Regions from separate parts of the Homo sapiens genome. Here region 1 is linked to region 2. A link is an interaction called in ENCODE POLR2A ChIA-PET data of the cell type or tissue named here. Cell type or tissue: IMR-90. All regions are shown on one strand. Links, peaks and the distances in the headings refer to the core of each region. The heading gives the core; the rest is flanking DNA. Region 1 has its middle 49 kb from the start of NDUFS5. Region 2 overlaps AKIRIN1 (akirin 1).

Region 1 (8,334 bases), core at 13-8,012, 75 kb after region 2:
CTTCTGTGCCTGTTAGAAAGTGACACTCTTTACTTACCACAGGTCAGAAACCCTGTACATGAACTGTGTACACAAAATATGAGGCCAGTTTTTCCAACGGCTTTATTGGGTCCATAAGTCAAGTTTTATTCCTTAAAGGAAAGCAGACCATTCCAGTCAAAGCCTTGGTTAAAATAACCAGTTTCTCCAATAGTGTCCTGTTACAAATGAAAACAGATTCTTATTGCATTTATGCAAATAACTGTATTGCCATAAGTTAAGAATACTCACAAATACTTTCTAAATTCTGGAGAAATCAGGTAGAGAGAAACAAATATTCTCCAAATTTTGTTCATGGGAGTATACTAAATTGTTAAAACCTATCAATAGCTCAAGAAAAAAGTTTTAAGACTCTGAAAAACAAAACAAAGGATCAGCAACATTTTAAGTCAAAAGTCAAAAGATTAGTTCAGTCCATGCAGTTAATTTCTGTTCTGCTTGATACTCATCAACATTTTAGCTCTCCATGAGTCCTGAAAGTTTTTCCTCTATTCTGATGTCACAATCTCCAAAGTTATCAGAAGCCTGCATCCAGGAGCACCTGTTAAGAGTTTTTGATTATAAAGCCACCTTCTAAAGAGAACCAAAACAAGACAATTGTCTGTGGATGACAAAAAGTTCTAGGACAGCCATAGTCAAAAACACAATTGAAAAGGAAATTTGTTGGGGGATGGGGAGGTGGCTCAAACCTGTAATCCCAGCACTGTGGGAAGCCAAGGCAGGTGGGTCACCTGAGGTCAGGAGTTCGAGACCAGCCTGGACAACATGGTGAAACCCCATCTCTACTAAAAATACAAAAATTGGCCAGGTGCAGTGGCTCACATCTGTAATCCCAGCACTTTGGGAGGCCAAGGCAGGAGGATGACAGGAGTTCAAGATCAGCCTGTTCAGCATGGTGAAACCCCGTCTCTACTAAAAAAATACAAAAAATAGGCTGGGTGCAGTGGCTCACACCTCTAATCCCAGCATTTTGGGAGGCTGAGGCTGGTGGATCACCTGAGGTTGGGAGTTCAAGACCAGCCTGACCAACATGGAGAAACCCCCTCTCCACTAAAAATACAAAATTAGCTGGGTGTGGTGGCACATGCCTGTAATCCCAGCTACTCAGGAGGCTGAGGCAGGAAAATTGCTTGAACCCAAGAAGTGGAGGTTGCAGTGAGCCGAGATCGCGCCACCACACTCCAGCCTAGGTGACAGAGCAAGACTCCATCTCAAAAAAAAGAAAAAAACAACAAAAAAAGGCCGGTCGTGGTGTCTCACACCTGTAATCCCAGCACTTTGGGAGGCCAAGGCAGGCAGATCATGAGGTCAAGAGTTTGAGCCATCCTGCAAACATGGTGAAACCCCATCTGTACTAAAAATACAAAAATTAGCTGGGCCTGGCTGGGCGTGGTGGCTCACACCTGTAATCCTAGCACTTTGGGAGGCCGAGGCGGGTGGATCGCGAGGTCAGGAGATCAAGACCATCCTGGCTAACACAGTGAAACCCCATCTCTACTAAAAATAAAAAAAAATTAGCTGGGTGTGGTGGCGGGCACCTGTAGTCCCAGCTACTCGAGAGGCTGAGGCAGGAGAATGACGTGAACCCAGGAGGCCCAGCTGGCAGTGAGCCGAGATCGCGCCACGGCACTCTAGCCTGGGCGACAGAGCGAGACTCCATCTAAAAAAAAAAAAATTAGCTGGGCCTGGTGTCGTGGACCTGTAGTCTTAGCTCCTTGGGAGGCTGAGGCAGGAGAATCACTTGAACCTGAGAGGCGGAGGTTGAAGCGAGCCAAGATCATGCCATTGAGCTCCAGCCTGGCGACAGAGCAAGACTCCATCTCAAAAAGAAAAAAGAAAAAGGAAATTTGTTACCTCTGTGGCACACAATAATTTTAACATAACAATTATGATTATTACTGATAATATACACTAAGTTATATCAGAATTATAGGAGCTTCCCATAATTTTGGAACACATGCCAATAACATATTTGTACAAATACAGCCCAAAGAAAAACCAATACCATTTCATATTTGACAATGCTTCCTGTATAAATTTTGTACCAAATAAGTCAAATTATGTTATTTTTTGGACTTTAGGGAACCTAATGTCTTAAAGGATTTATTTAGGTCAGAAAAAGACATAATTCATCATTTGATTTTGAGAAGTTTGTCAAATATCAAAGGTTTTAAACACTTGATATCACAAAATAGAAACACAGGTCATTGTAAAATAAGTCATTCATTTAACCAAAGTGATAACTCATGGATTTCAAAAAAAGCCAAGAATCTTTATTCTTTAAGAGAGGAGACTTAATTTTCCAAACAATAAGCGCTAATAAAAACAGCGTGAAGCCAATTAAATTTGTTTTTCAAAATCTTATAAACATTCTATTAAATTTTAATCTTGACCATAAGATATAGCTTCCATAATCCTTTTATAACCTTTATTAAGGAGTTGGTTAATGCTTCAAGAAAACCTTGTTAATCTGGGCCGGGCGCGGTGGCTCACGCCTGTAATCCTAGCACTTTGGAAGGCGGAGGCGGGCGGATCACAAGGTCAGGAAATCAAGACCATGCTGGCTAACACAGTGAAACCCCGTCTTTACTGAAAATACAAAAAAATTATCCGGGCGTGGTGGCGGGCGCTTGTAATCCCAGCTACTCCGGAGCCTGAGGCAGGAGAATGGTGTGAACCTAGGAGGCGGAGCTTGCAGTGAGCTGAGATAGCGCCACTGCACTCCAGCCTGGGAGACAGAGTGAGACTCCGTCTCAAAAAAAAAAAAAAAAAGAAAACTTTGTTAATCTGACACAGGGGCCCATATGCTGGTCTTGCATTAGTATGCCTTTTGACATTAAGGATTTATAGAGAAACTGAACTTATTTTATCTTTCAAAATTAACCCTTACAATCTTACAATCACTTCTCCCTGGGCCTTGAGGAGTTGAAATAGCTTTAATTTCTGGCCCTGTGTCTCAAAAATGCAGTTTATTTTGATGGGCATCTTCTACAGGGCCTGAAGCTGAGGCCTTTTTTTTTTTTTGAGACAGAGTTTCCCTCTTGCTGCCCAGGCTGGATTGCAATGACGAGATCTCTGCTCACTGCAACCTCCGCCTCCTGGGTTCAAGTGATTATCCTGCCTCAGTCTCCTGAGTAGCTGGGATTACAGGCATGTCACACCACGCCCGGCTAATTTTGTATTTTCAGTAGAGACGAGGTTTCTCCATGTTGGTCAGGCTTGTCTCAAACTCCCGACCTCAGGTGATCTGCCTGCCTTGGCCTCCCAAAGTGCTGAGATTACAGGCGTGAGCCACCGTTCCCGGGGAAGATAAGGCTTTAATTGCTGTCAGTGCTTAAGATTCAGCAGGACTTGGTGTCCTTTTTAGATACAGGAGTCAAAGCCCTTTAATTCAATGTCACAAGGACTTTTTTTTTTAAGATGGAGTTTCGCTCCTGTAACCCAGGCTGGAGTGCAGTGGCACAATCTTGGCTCACTGCAACCTCTGCCTCCTGGGTTCAAGCGATTATCCTGCTTCAGCCTCCCGAGTAGCTGGGATTACAGGCGCCCACCACCACGCCCGGCTAATTTTTGTATTTTTAGTAGAGACGGGGTTTCACCAGGTTGGCCAGGCTAGTCTCGAACTCTTGACCTCAGGTGATCCACCTTCCTCAGCCTCCCAAAGTGCTGGGATTGCAGGCATGAGCCACCATGCCTGGCCTGTCACAAGGACTTTAAAAGTACATACAGGAAGACACATGGATGTAATAACCTTAATATTAAAAATTTTTTATTTTATCTAAGTTTTTTTTCCTAAGCAAACCAAAACATAATAATAATATTTGGTCTTTCTGGTTTGTCCTGAACATCCCATCTTCTTCTTTTTTTTTTTTTTTGAGATGGAATACTGCTGTGTCACCCAGGCTGGAGTGCAGTGGTACGATCTCAGCTCACTGCAACCTCCACCACCCAGGTTCAAGCGATTCTTCTGCCTCAGCCTCCAAGTAGCTGGAATTACAGGCATGTGCCACCACGCACGGCTAATTTTTGTATTTTTAGTAGAGATGGCGTTTCACCATTTTGGACAGGCTGGTCTCAAACTCCTGACCTCAGGTGATCAACCTGCCTCGGCCTCCCAAAGTGCTGGGATTACAGGTGTGAGCCACCGCGCCCAGCTCATCCCGCCTTCTCAAACAACCAGTCATTTTATTTTAGGACTAAAATTTACCATATTTTTCCTCATATAAAATTATTTCTCTTTAAGCTTTCTTGCCACACACACAGGAAAATACCTTTTTATAACTTTCTTTACATGTATTTTTATTTTCTGGTTCTTCTTACCTTGTTTAATGTTTTTTCATTTTTGTTTTGTTTTTTTGAGGCAGAGTCTCACACTGTCGCCCAGGCTGGAGTGCAGTGGCGTGATCTCTGCTCACTGCAAGCTCTGCCTCCTGGGTTCACGCCATTCTCCTGCCTCAGCCTCCCTAGTAGCTGGGACTACAGGCACCCGCCACCACGCCCGGCTAATTTTTTGTATTTTTAGTAGAGACGGGGTTTCACCTTGTTAGCCAGGATGGTCTCGATCTCCTGGCCTCGTGATCCGCCCGCCTCGGCCTCCCAAAGTGCTGGGATTACAGGCATGAGCCAGCAAGCCTGGCTCATTTTTGTATTTTTTGTACAGACGGGGTTTCACCATGTTAGGCAGGCTGTTCTCGAACTCCTGACCTCCTCATCCGCCTGACCTCCTCATCCGCCTGACCTCCTCATCCGCCTGCCTTGGACTCCTAAAGTGCTGGGATTACAGGCATGAGTCACCTGGCCCGGCATGTCTGATTCGTTTTTGAATCACCAGTACAAAGCTAGATGTTGTTCTTTTTGTGAAAAGTTGCCCCTTCAGGCCCCAAAGAGGACCTTATCAGGCATTTGGCGTATGAAGTTCCAAGGCCACTTGCTTCTGGAGGGAATGAGTAGTGGCCTGCAGTTGAAATGAGATAGAGTGGTGGGGAGCACTCATCAGACCTGTGGGATGTTGTGGACGGAAATAATTTTTAAGTGCCTGCACCTCTACCATCCTGTGAATCCTCAAGGACAAGGACCTGATTGGAGTCACTTCTGTGTTCCCGACAGAACCCAGAACTCTCCCCAGGACATAGCATTCCTCAATAAAAGATTGCTGAAATGAACCGAAGCCCAGTAGCTCAAGGTTACTGGCCAGCTGCCAGTGGCGAAAAGCTTGGCGAATCTCCCCAGCAGCTCAGTCCCAGGGTAGCACTGTTGGAGCTGGAGAAACAGCCCTGGAAAGACACAGCTGAATGTCCTAAGTCCAACATCCAGAAGCTTCCAGAAGCTCCACTCACAGCATGAATAATTTAGGACAGGACTGGTGGTCAGATTTGGGAAGGGCATTGAGGTTGGAGAGGAGAACTTCTTAGGTGCCCTCTCAGCCGGGCAGCTGGGCCTTCTGGCTTCCCAGGTGACTGCACAGCCTCCGTGAGCCCTCCCAGCTGGCCCTGGCTGCTGAGACCCTGCCCACAGGACCTGGCCCTGTGGAGGTTCAATTTCACACCCAGGCCCCCCACACTCTTCCTGTGCATGCAGCTTGGCTTCCCTTGGTATTCATCTTCCCCTCTCACCAGGGAAGGACTGTGGCACTTACTTCTCTTCTTCTCCTTCTTCTTCTTTCTTCCTCTTCCTCTTCTTATTCTTATTTGTAGACAGGGTCTTGCTGTGTTGCCCAAGGTGGTCTCAAGCTCCTGGAGGCCTCAAGTGATCATCTCACCTCAGCCTCACAAAGCAGTGGAATTACAGGCATCAGCCACTGTGACTTGACACTCATTTATTTATTTATTTATTTTCTAAGACAGAGTTTCGCTCGTCGCCCAGGCTGGAGTGCAATGGCGCAATCTCAGCTCACTGCAACCTCTGCAGTGAGTTCAAGCGATTCTCCTGCCTCAGCCTCCCGAGTAGCTGGGATTACAGGCACCCACCACCCCCCAGCTAATTTTTGTATTTTCAGTAGAGATGGGGTTTCACCATGTTGGCCAGGCTGGTCTCAAACTCCTGATCTCAGGTGATCTGCCCGCCTCGGCCTCCCAAACTGCTGGGATTACAGGCGTGAGTCACTGCGCCCAGCGACACTCATTTCTAAGTTGAAAATGATTCTTCAGCTTCATGCCTTAGTGCCTTCTAGCCCCCCTCACAGGATCTTTTTTATTTTTATTTTTTAAATTTTATTTTTTATTTTTTTGAGGCAGAGTTTAGCTCTTGTTGCCCAGGCTGGAGTGCAATTGCGCGATCTCGGCTCGCCGCAACCTCCACCTCCCCAGTTCAAGCGATTCTCCTGCCTCAGCCTCCCGGGTAGCTGGGATTACAGGCATGCGCCACCATGCCTGGCTAATTTTGTATTTTTAGTAGACATGGGGTTTCTCCATGTTGGTCAGGCTGGTCTTGAACTCCTGACCTCAGGTGATCAGCCCACCTTGGCTTCCCAAAGTGCTGGGATTACAGGCATGAGCCACCGTGCCCGGCATATTTTTAAAATTTATTTGTTTGTTTCCTTTTTTGAGATGGAGTCTCGCTTTGTTGCCCAGGCTGGAGTGCAGTGGCACGGTCTCAGCTCACTGCAACCTCCGCCTCCCAGGTTCAAGCGATTCTCCTGCGTCAGCCTCCTGAGTAGCTGGGATTACAGGCACATGCCACCACACCCAGCTAATTTTTTTTTTTTTTTGAGATGGAGTCTTGCTCTGTCGCCCAGGCTGGAGTGCAGTGGCATGATCTCAGCTCACTGCAACCTCCGCCTCCCGGGTTCAAGCGATTCTCCTGCCTCAGCCTACTGAGTAGCTGGGATTACAGGTGTGTGCCACCACACCCAGCTAATTTTTGTATTTTTAGTAGAGACGGGGTTTCACCATGTTGACCAGGCTGGTCTCGAACCCCTGAACTCAGGTGATCTGCCCATCTCTGCCACCCAAAGTGCTGGGATTACAGGTCTGAGACACCGCACCCGGCCTACTCTCTGCCTCTATGAGCTCAATATTTTTAGGTTCCACATGTAAGTGAGATTAGGCAGTATTTATCTTTCTGTGCCTGGCTTATTTCACTTAACAGTGTCCTCCAGGTTAATCCATGTTGTCACAAATGACAGGATTTCTTTCTTTCTTTCTTTCTTTCTTTCTTTTTTTTTTGAGACAGTGTCTTGCTCTTGCCCAGGCTGGAGTACAGTGGCTTGATCACAACTCACTGTAGCACTGTAGCTTCAAAATCTCCTGGGCTCAAGTGATCCTCTTGTCTTAGCCTCCAGAGTAGTTAGGACTACAGGTGGGAGCCACTATGCCCAGCTAATTTATTTTTATTTTTTATTTTTTTGTACAGTTGGGGTCTCCCCATGTTGCCCAGGCTGGTCTCAAACTCCTGGCCTCAAGCAATTCTCCCACCTTGGCCTCCCAAAGTGTTGGGATTACAGGTGTGAGCCACCACACCCAGCCAGGATTTTCTTCTTTTTAAAGGCTGAATAGTATTCTATTGTCCCATAGGGACTTTAGAATCAGGCTGTAGAATTCTCTGGTGCTGAGGCCTCTGCAGGCTTCTGTGGAGAAGATATCCCACAGAGGGACCTGCACTTAGGCAGGTTACAACTGTGGTCTCCTGATCTTTCTCCGGAAGCCCCAGAGGTACCTGTGGTCTAAGGAAAAGAACCCTTGGCTGAGTCATAGGACCTAGATTCTTTGCCTTCGCTTCAGACAGTAGAGAGCAGTGGTTAAAGCATGAGATTTGGAGACAGGCTTGGATGAGAACCCCAGCTCCAACACTAGTTTGCTTTGTGGACTTCAGCAAGTCATTTAACCTCTTGAAGTCTCTGTTTCCTTATTTGTAAAATGAGAATAATAAAGGTAACTACTGTACAGGGTTTTTGGGAAGACTTAATGAGATAATATACACAAAACGCCCAGGACATTGCCTAGCACTTAGTAGGAGTTTTGTAAATGGTGGTTGCTTGCCCTTAATATGAAACAGTGCCTGCAAACACAGAACCTTAGCAAGTTTCAGTGAGTGGAAAACATCCCTTCCCATCTCTATCGTCCCTGCTCCAGTTGACAGCCTCATTACCTTTGGCTGGGACTAGTACAGTAGCCTCCTAGCGTAACCATCCACACCCATCTGGTACCTGTCCTTGGGTTACTTTTGCTGTTACTTTGACACCTTTCTTGGCTGCTTATAATAATTAAATTTAGGTCAAATTTCTTTTCCTTCCTTCCTTCCTTCCTTCCTTCCTTCCTTCCTTCCTCTCTTTCTTGATGGAATTTTCACTCTTGTTGC
Region 2 (8,334 bases), core at 327-8,326:
TGCACTACAGCCTGGGCGACAGGGTAAGACTCTCTTAAAAAATAAAGTGAGGTGAAAACTTAATAAATTCAGGAATCTAAAATACAAACTTCATAGCACTGTTTTGTTTTGTTTTTTGAGACAGTGTCTTACTCTGTTGCCCAGGCTGGAGTCCAATGGGGTGATCTCGGCTCACTGCAATCTCCACCTCCTGGGTTGAAGCAATTCTCCTGCCTCAGCCTCCCAAGTAGCTGGGATTACAGGTGCGCACCACCATGCCCAGCTAATTTTTGTATTTTTAGTAGAGATGGTTTCGCCATGTTGGTCAGGCTGGTCTCGAACCTCAGGTGATCCACCTGCCTAGGCCTCCCAAAGTGCTGGGATTACAGGCGTGAGCCACCATGTACAGGCTTTTTTTCTTTTTTTTAATACTGGGTCTCGTTATGTTGCCCAGGCTGGCCTCAAGTGATCCTCCCACCTTGGCCTTCCAAAGTGCTGGATTACAGGCATGAGCCACAGTGCCTGGCCCATAGCACTCTTGTTTTTTTGTTTTGTTTTTCTATTTTTTTTTTGAGGCAGAGTCTTGATTGTGTTTCCCAGGCTGGAGTGCAGTGGCACAATCTCGGCTCAGTGCAACCTCCACCTCCCCGGTTCAAGAGATTCTCCTGCCTCAGCTTCCTGAGTAGCTGGGACTACAGGCACGTGCCACCACGCCTGGCTAAATTTTTTTATTTTTAGTAGAGACGGTGTTTCACCATGTTAGCCAAGATAGTCTCGATTTCATGACCTTGTGATCTGCCTGCCTCAGCCTCCCAAAGTGCTGGGATTACAGGCATAAGCCACCATACCCAGCTGGCCCATAACACTCTTAAAGCATCTCCTACATTGTTCTAGTATTTAGGCTGAAAGTTAGGGACTTTGACTATGTGTGGAACCACTTGAATTCATGTCAGTTCCTGGACTGTACTGTCACTTGTTATGACATTATTGTTACCTTTAGTTTTTATTTTTACAACCTTATCAGGTAGGTATTTAATGTTTACATTGAAGAAGTAAAGATCCTGAATAACTTCTCAAGGTTATAGTCACACAGCTAGTAAGAAGCAAAGTGGCATTGTTAATACCTCCCACCATTAAAAAAAAAAAGGTGGTTATAGCAAAGTATACACTAGAATAATTTGAGTTGTTTGAGATGGATACAGGTATCTCTTTTTTTAAATTAGTAGGTACAAACAAAGAACTTGAAAACCACATCCTTTTAGATTCTTTGTTGTTTCTAGGAGTGTATTTCAAGGTGGTTAGTAATTTGTGTTTCCTGGGCTCCCTTTAATAGTGTTAGCAAATTTGCTTTGTGATTACCTTGACTTATAATCTCCCCACACACTGAGTTGCCTCTTAGGATCAGAAAATTATTTTCTAAGCCCTGACCATCACTTCTAGGCATTAAATCTCAGTTCTTTCCTTGGTCGATGTCCACACTGTAAACATAATGGTTTCTGCTGCCCCCTTTCCCAAAGTTTATTTTGATTTGTTTTTTAGATAAATCACCCAGGCTCCCTTGTGGTTTTTTTTTGAGACGAGATTTTGCTGTGTTGTTCAGGCTAGTCTCCTGGGCTCAAGGGATCCTCCCGCCTCCCCCTGCAGAGTAGCTGGGATTACACCCAGCTTTGGAGCCACCACTTCCAGCTCCAAAGATGCTTTTTTAAAGTCCCATATGGGACAAGAGCTTCCTTGTTAGAAGGTCTTGGGCAGTATGAGACTCACCCCTTAATACCCTAGGTTGTGAAATTGCGAAATTTAAAGGAGATTAAAAAATAATCCCTGTTAGGTAAACAGAGGTTTCTTTTACTGTAAATTGTACTAGTTAACCATCCAGCTAACTGCAGATCTTGTGTTCTTTGCCACAGGAAAACAAGTAAAGGGAACTCTGTCTGGTTTATGCCAAAGTAGCTATTCTTTTATGCATTGTTGAAATAGTGGCAATAAGAACATACTGTCTTTGAAGCCACTGGGGAGTGCTTGGTACGGTATAAACGTTTTGCTTGTTTATGTCGGGGGAGGGGGAGATTGAGACCTACATGCCAAAGGGAGTATCTAAAGTCTAGTCAGAAGATCTTTGTCTCTTCCCACTTCTGAAGAAAGTTTGAAGAAATGAGACAATAAAGTGAAAGCTCAAGTTTGTTTCTTTTTTATTAGAGCAAATTTTTCAGAACATAAAACAAGAATATAGTCGTTATCAGAGGTGGAGACATTTAGAAGTTGTTCTTAATCAGAGTGAAGCTTGTGCTTCGGAAAGTCAACCTCACTCCTCAGCACTCACAGCACCTAGCTCTCCAGGTAAGCCCACTTTGATCTGCAAAATTCGCATTAAGAGTTTGTAAATGGTACTTATAATGATGAATCTAGAATTGGCCTCCTCTAATGTAATAGAATTGCTAACGGGGATGTATTAATATTTACAGATATTTTTAAAACTATACAGTCATGAAATTGGAAGAAACCTCACATTGATTTGATGTGCTTCCATCCACCCAATACAAGAATATCTTCCTGTATAACTGCAATGTGTAATATTGTAGCCAGGGTGCAATAAATAGCCACATGTGGGCTATTTAATTTTAAACTAATTAAAATTAGATAAAATTTTGGCCGGCTGAGGTGGCTCATGCCTGTAATCCTAGCACTTTGGGAGGCTGAGGCAGGCGGATCTCCTGAGGTCAAGAGTTCAAGACCGGCCTGGCCAACATGGCAAAACCTCATCTCTACTAAAAATACAAAAAAATTAGCCAGGCATGGTGGCTCGCAGCTGTAATCCCAGCTACTCGGGAGGCTGAGGTTGCAGTGAGCTGAGATGACACCATTGTACTCCAGCCTGGGTGACAGAGTGAGTCTCTGTCTCAAAAAAAAAAAAAGTTTTTTTAAAATTCTGTTCCTCAGGTTCAGTAGTCACATTTCAGGTACTCATTAGCCACATATGGCTGTTGTATTGTACATGCAGTTACGAGATATTTCCATAATTGCAGAAAGCTCTGTTCAACAGGGGCTGCTCATTATTGACAAATGGTCAAAGAGGATGTGCTAAAAAATAGAATCTCAAGGTTGGAGACAGTCTTCATGGTCATGTAGTGACTCAGTTTTGCCTGCCATATTGCCTCCTGTTGGGGTTCAACAGCCCAGTGTTTGACCATCTCCAGTGGTGGTGAAATCTGTCTCCTTTAACAGTAGAAGAGTCTTATTTCCTCACAAAGTATTCTACTTAACAGTTCTAAAGGTTAAAAGTTACCTTGGTTAAAAAATGTCTCCTTACAAAATATAAACTGGGGTTTGCCCGGAATTAGGGTTAGGGGAGAATGAGGAGATATTGCTTGATGGGTAAGGGGTTTTAGTTTTTGTAGTGATGGAAGTGTTCTGGAACTAGAAGTGGTGGTAGTAGTGTAACATTTTGATTATGCTAAATGCCACTGACTTGTTTGCTTTAAAGTGATTACTTTTATGTTACGTGACTTTTACCTCAACAAATTATTATTTTTTAATCCAGAGTTCCTGGCTCTGGAACTGCACCCTTTCTGATTGCTCTTGCACATACATGATAAACCTGTCAGTGGTTACAACTAGCACTATTCTCTTGAGATTTCAGTAATATAATTTTAAAGTAATGGGATATGTTATGGTTAACAAAACAGTTACAAATAATGACTAGTGAGATGTTTTGGTTAGATTTTATTTGTAGAGAAAAAAATATCCTTGAGTTAGTTTAAGCAAAAAATTGTTTCAGTGTGTTAAATGGCTTACTGGCTAACAAATGGCCAAAGAAACAGATTTTAGCCTGAGCTTTGAGGAACACCTGAGAACAGGGCTGCTGCCCATGTTTTTTTGTTTTGTTTTGTTTTTTTGTTTTTGTTTTTTGTTTTTTGTTTTTTTGGGTTTTTCTTGAGATTTGCTCTGTCGCCCAGGCTGGAGTGCAGTGGCGTCATCTCAGCTCACTGGAACCTTCACCTCCCAGGTTCAAGCAATTCTTCTGTCTCAGCCTCCCGAGTAGCTGGGACTACAGGCGCCCACCAGCATACCCAGCTATTTTTTTGTATTTTTAGTAGAGGCGGGATTTCACCATGTTGGCCGGGCTGGTCTCGAACTCCTGACCTCAAGTGATCAACCCGTCTTGGCCTCCAAAGTGCTGGGATTACAGGCGAGAGCCACCATGCCTGGCCAGGGCTGCTGCTTTTATCATGATCAGAAAGCCACTTGTGGGATTTGTTCACTTGCCAGCTCCAGAACCAGGCTGGTAGAAGCTTATCCCTGTGACTTATCTCTGTACTGAATTCAAATCTTCTGTGAGTGAACCTGATTAGGAGAACCTTTTTTTTCTTTTTCTTTTTTTTTTTTTTTTTGAGTCCGTTTTGCTCTTGTTGCCCCGTTTGGAGTGCATGCAGTTGTGTGATCTCGGCTCACTGCAATCTCCGCCTCTCAGGTTCAAGCGATTCTCCTTTCTCAGCCTCCCAAGTAGCTGGAATTACAGGTGCCCATCACCACGTCCAGCTAATTTTTTGTATTTTAAGTAGAGACAGGGGTTTCTCCATGTTGGTCAGGCTGGTCCCGAACTCCCAACCTCAGGTGATCCGCCCACCTCGACCTCCCAGAGTGCTGGGATTACAGGCATGGCCACTGCGCCCGGCCTTTTTTTCTTTTTTCTTTTTTTTTTGAGATGGCGTTTTACTCTTGTTGCCCAGGCTGGAGTGCAGTGGCACAATCTTGACTCACTGCAACCGCCACCTCTCGGGTTCAAGCAATTCTTCTGCCTCAGCCTCCCGAGTAGCTGGGATAATGGGCATGCCCTACCACGCCCAGCTAATTTTGTATTTTTAGTAGAGACTGGGTTTCTCCACGTTGTCAGGCTGGTCTCCACCTCAGATGATCCGCCTGCCTTGGCCTCCCAAAGTGCTGGGATTATAGGTGTGAACCACCGCACCTGGCCCAAACTCACTTTTTCTTTTGGCCAGGTTCCTCATGGATGAAGAAGGACCAGCCCACATTTACCCTCCGACAAGTTGGCATAATATGTGAGCGCCTCTTAAAAGACTATGAAGATAAAATTCGGGAGGAGTATGAGCAAATCCTCAATACCAAACTAGCAGGTAGGCCCAGGCAGTGACTGCCATTGTCATTAACAGGGTTCAGTTAAAAATTAACACCAGTTAAATAACTTAGAAAAAGAGAGTAGGACCTCATGCAAGGGAGTTTATTGAGTTGCGGGTATGGAAGTTACTCTTTGGTGATTGTAAACACATCATTTATACATTATATGGAAGGACTTTTTTTTTTTTTTTTTTTTGGGACAGAGTTTTGCTCTTATTTTCCAGGCTGACACCACAACCTCCGCCTGCCAGGTTCTAACGATTCTCCTGCCTCAGCCTCCAGAGTAGCTGGGATTACAGGCATGCGCCACCATGCCTGGCTAATTTTTTTGTATTTTTAGCAGAGAGGGGGCTTCTCCATGTTTGTCAGGCTGGTCTCAAACTCCTGACCTCAGGTGATCCGCCCACCTTGACCTCCCAAAATGCTTGGATTACAGGCGTGAGCCACCGCGCCTGGCCAAGACTTTGTTTTTTAAATAGAGGCAAGGTTTTGCTGTGAGCCCAGCTCTAGGAGTCTCCAGCTCCAGGCCTCAAGAAGTACTCCACCTCAGCTTCCCAGAGTGCTGGCATTACAGGAGTGCTACACACCTTGCCCAGTGGGAGGGATTTTTCATTTGCATTTCTGAAAAGAAACAAACCAAGCTCTTGCAAGAATTTTCCATATCAATGAAGGCATTGAGTAGGCCATTTGGGCTAGCTGGCTGGTAAACAGATGGTTGTGATACTGTACTAAACTCTCAACAGGTGTTGTGGAAGAGTTCAGTAACATATTCAAACTTCCTAGTTAAGAAGTCATAGTTATGGATGTGGCGAGTTGGGTGTGATTTGGGAGGAACAGTAGAGTAAAAGCAAGGCTAGGGCAGGTTAGAACAAAGATAGTGATTAATGATGGCAACAATTAAAGCCTTTTGTGAAAGAAAGAGATCTGAATCAGAAATAGGAAATAGTACCTGTTTAGTGAAAGTGGATAATATTCCACATTAAACCACAGTACTCTATGTCAAGCACAAATCTCATCATACTCCTTTTCTGATTAAAGTCCTCAGCTGTACCCTATGGGATATAGGTCAAGATCTGTTGCTTAGGGTGACAGTGTGAGTAATTAAGAAATTTATGGGCAGCTTTCATGCTTTGCTGCTGTGTAATCATCAGAGAGTGAAGAAGCACAACTTTTTCCTGTAACACTATTGTTTCCTAGTCTGGTGACCCATACAACGTGGTTCCTCAGAATATTAATAGATCTGTTTTACATTGGGAGCTGTTGGGTTAAGCAAAGTTAAATGAGTTCCTTTATAGTAGAACTACTTTGATCCTTTAATATGTATTATAAGAAGAAGGTCTAGGCCGGGCGCAGTGGCTCACGCCTGTAATCCCAGCACTTTGGGAGGCCGAGGCGGGCAGATTACAAGGTCAGGAGATCGAGACCATGCTGGCTAACACGGTGAAACCCCGTCTCTACTAAAAATACAAAAAATTAGCCGGGCATGGTGGTGAGCACCTGTAGTCCCAGCTACTCGGGAGGCTGAGGCAGGAGAATGGCGTGAATCGGGGAGGCAGAGGTTGCAGTGAGCCAAGGTTGCGCCACTGCACTCCAGCCTGGGTGACAGAGTGAGACTCCATCTCAAAAAAAAAAAGAAGAAGCTCTAATATATCATTCCCTCTCCCACTCCCACCATAATACTGTTTCAGTCAGCTGGTTCTGAGTCACTTCTTTGTTCACAGATGTCAGGCTACCTTCTTCCTTTCTACTCAGTTTCCCCTTAAAAGGTGGTACTTCTGTGGAACTGTTTGCAGTTAGATGGTATAGATTTTCACTTAGCTTTCTAGCCATCCCACACTTCTTCCACTCATGTTTTTCACTCAATGTGTGTTGAAATTTATAACAAGGAAAGAGTTTCAAAGATTCATGTCCCATGGGAGATGGGCTGAAATTTCCTGGCTATGGTAGTGAGCTATTAATAGGAGATAGAGTTATGTCACGGGGGAGAGGTTATCAGGAAAATACCATTATATACCATCAGTGACCCATTCTAGAAGCCAAGGATTTGGCTCTGGGTTCTAAGAGGAACAGATCTCAGTGACCTTTATATAAGGTCACTGGACTTTAATACAAGGACCTTTATAAAGAGGGCCTGAGAGGGTGAAGAATTCAAACTGGGAAGCTATTTGTGATCCTGACGCTTGATTCTTAAAAATTGAGGGAGAGTTGCTGAGGATAAGTATGTACTGTCTTCTCACAGAACAATATGAATCTTTTGTGAAATTCACACATGATCAGATTATGCGACGGTATGGGACAAGGCCAACAAGCTGTAAGTATTGCCACATTTTCTTTGAATTTTCTAAGTTTCAAGAGCAAAATTTCTACACTGAAACTTCTCTCCTCAGAGTAAAAAGTCCCTGTGAAGTAAAATGTGCCCAGCACTATGCTAAGAGTATTAAATCCACACCAAAGCTTATATAAGCCTCACAGTGACCCTATGAGGGAGTACTATTATTAGCTCCATTTTACTGGTAAAGATAGCATTTAAAGAGGTTAAATAATTTGCCCAAGCTTATACAGCTAGTGGTTCAGCTAGGATTAAAATCTAGGTAGTCTGACTTGAGCACCAATTTGTTACCTGTCTTTTCTCCAGAAAGATAGTTTCAGTTGTTAATTTATGAAAGTTGATTCCTTAAGTTAGTTTATCAAGTGTGGTCAGGATTTCTTATTCTAAATAATTTGCAACTACCAGATATTCAAAGCATAAAATATTAACAGTTGTATATCTAACTGAATTTCAGTCAGGTTCCTTAAATTCTTGATCTTTAGTATCTTTTAAGTGGTGAGTCATCGTTCATGCTATTTCTCACATTTACTGTTAGTGAAAATTTTTAAAGCATGACACTACAGTTTTTAGTATTCTTACCCTTTTTGTTTTTTATTCTTAATTTACAGATGTGTCATGAAGCTTTGTCACATATCTGGGTACCAGGTTTGACCTCAAGAGATGGCTGCTGTACACTTTTTGCAACTGGTTTGATGTCACATTTCAGCTCCAACTTTGCATCCTGAGAACACTTAAACGTTTCTGCAGGTCCATTTTATACAACTTGAAAGACCGTAAAACTTTCTGGTTGCCACAAGCATATCTTTCTTTTCTGCTCATCCAATAAACAGCTGTGCCCTACTGTGATAGATTTTCCAAACAAAAATACCTGGAGCAGCAGTTTAGCAAAATAT

Evidence for each region. ChIA-PET counts read pairs that join two places held together with the same protein. Peaks named below come from ENCODE experiments on the same cell type or tissue, not always from the same donor. Only the 100,000 strongest peaks of a DNase experiment are listed, where the experiment ranks them.
Region 1: POLR2A ChIA-PET joins it to region 2 with 6 read pairs; 6 of 35 experiments call an interaction of 5 or more read pairs at or near these places.

Annotation. Positions count from the first base shown.
Region 1 is chr1:39,071,441-39,079,774 of GRCh38, forward strand. No RefSeq gene overlaps it. Among named protein-coding and RNA genes, the nearest start is that of NDUFS5, 49 kb to the left of the region's middle. In IMR-90, for the core only: no CTCF peak of the experiment used is centred there; a DNase peak (open chromatin) is centred at 4,831.
Region 2 is chr1:38,995,996-39,004,329 of GRCh38, forward strand. It overlaps AKIRIN1 (akirin 1), which reads left to right. Exons shown (of 5, transcript NM_024595.3): 2 at 2,176-2,316; 3 at 4,977-5,111; 4 at 7,352-7,423; 5 at 8,050-8,334. The coding sequence ends at 8,060. Among named protein-coding and RNA genes, the nearest start is that of AKIRIN1, 8.9 kb to the left of the region's middle. RefSeq lists enhancers at 4,314-5,219, 6,087-6,256 and a silencer at 5,542-5,836. In IMR-90, for the core only: no CTCF peak of the experiment used is centred there; no DNase peak of the experiment used is centred there; H3K27ac peaks cover 550 bases.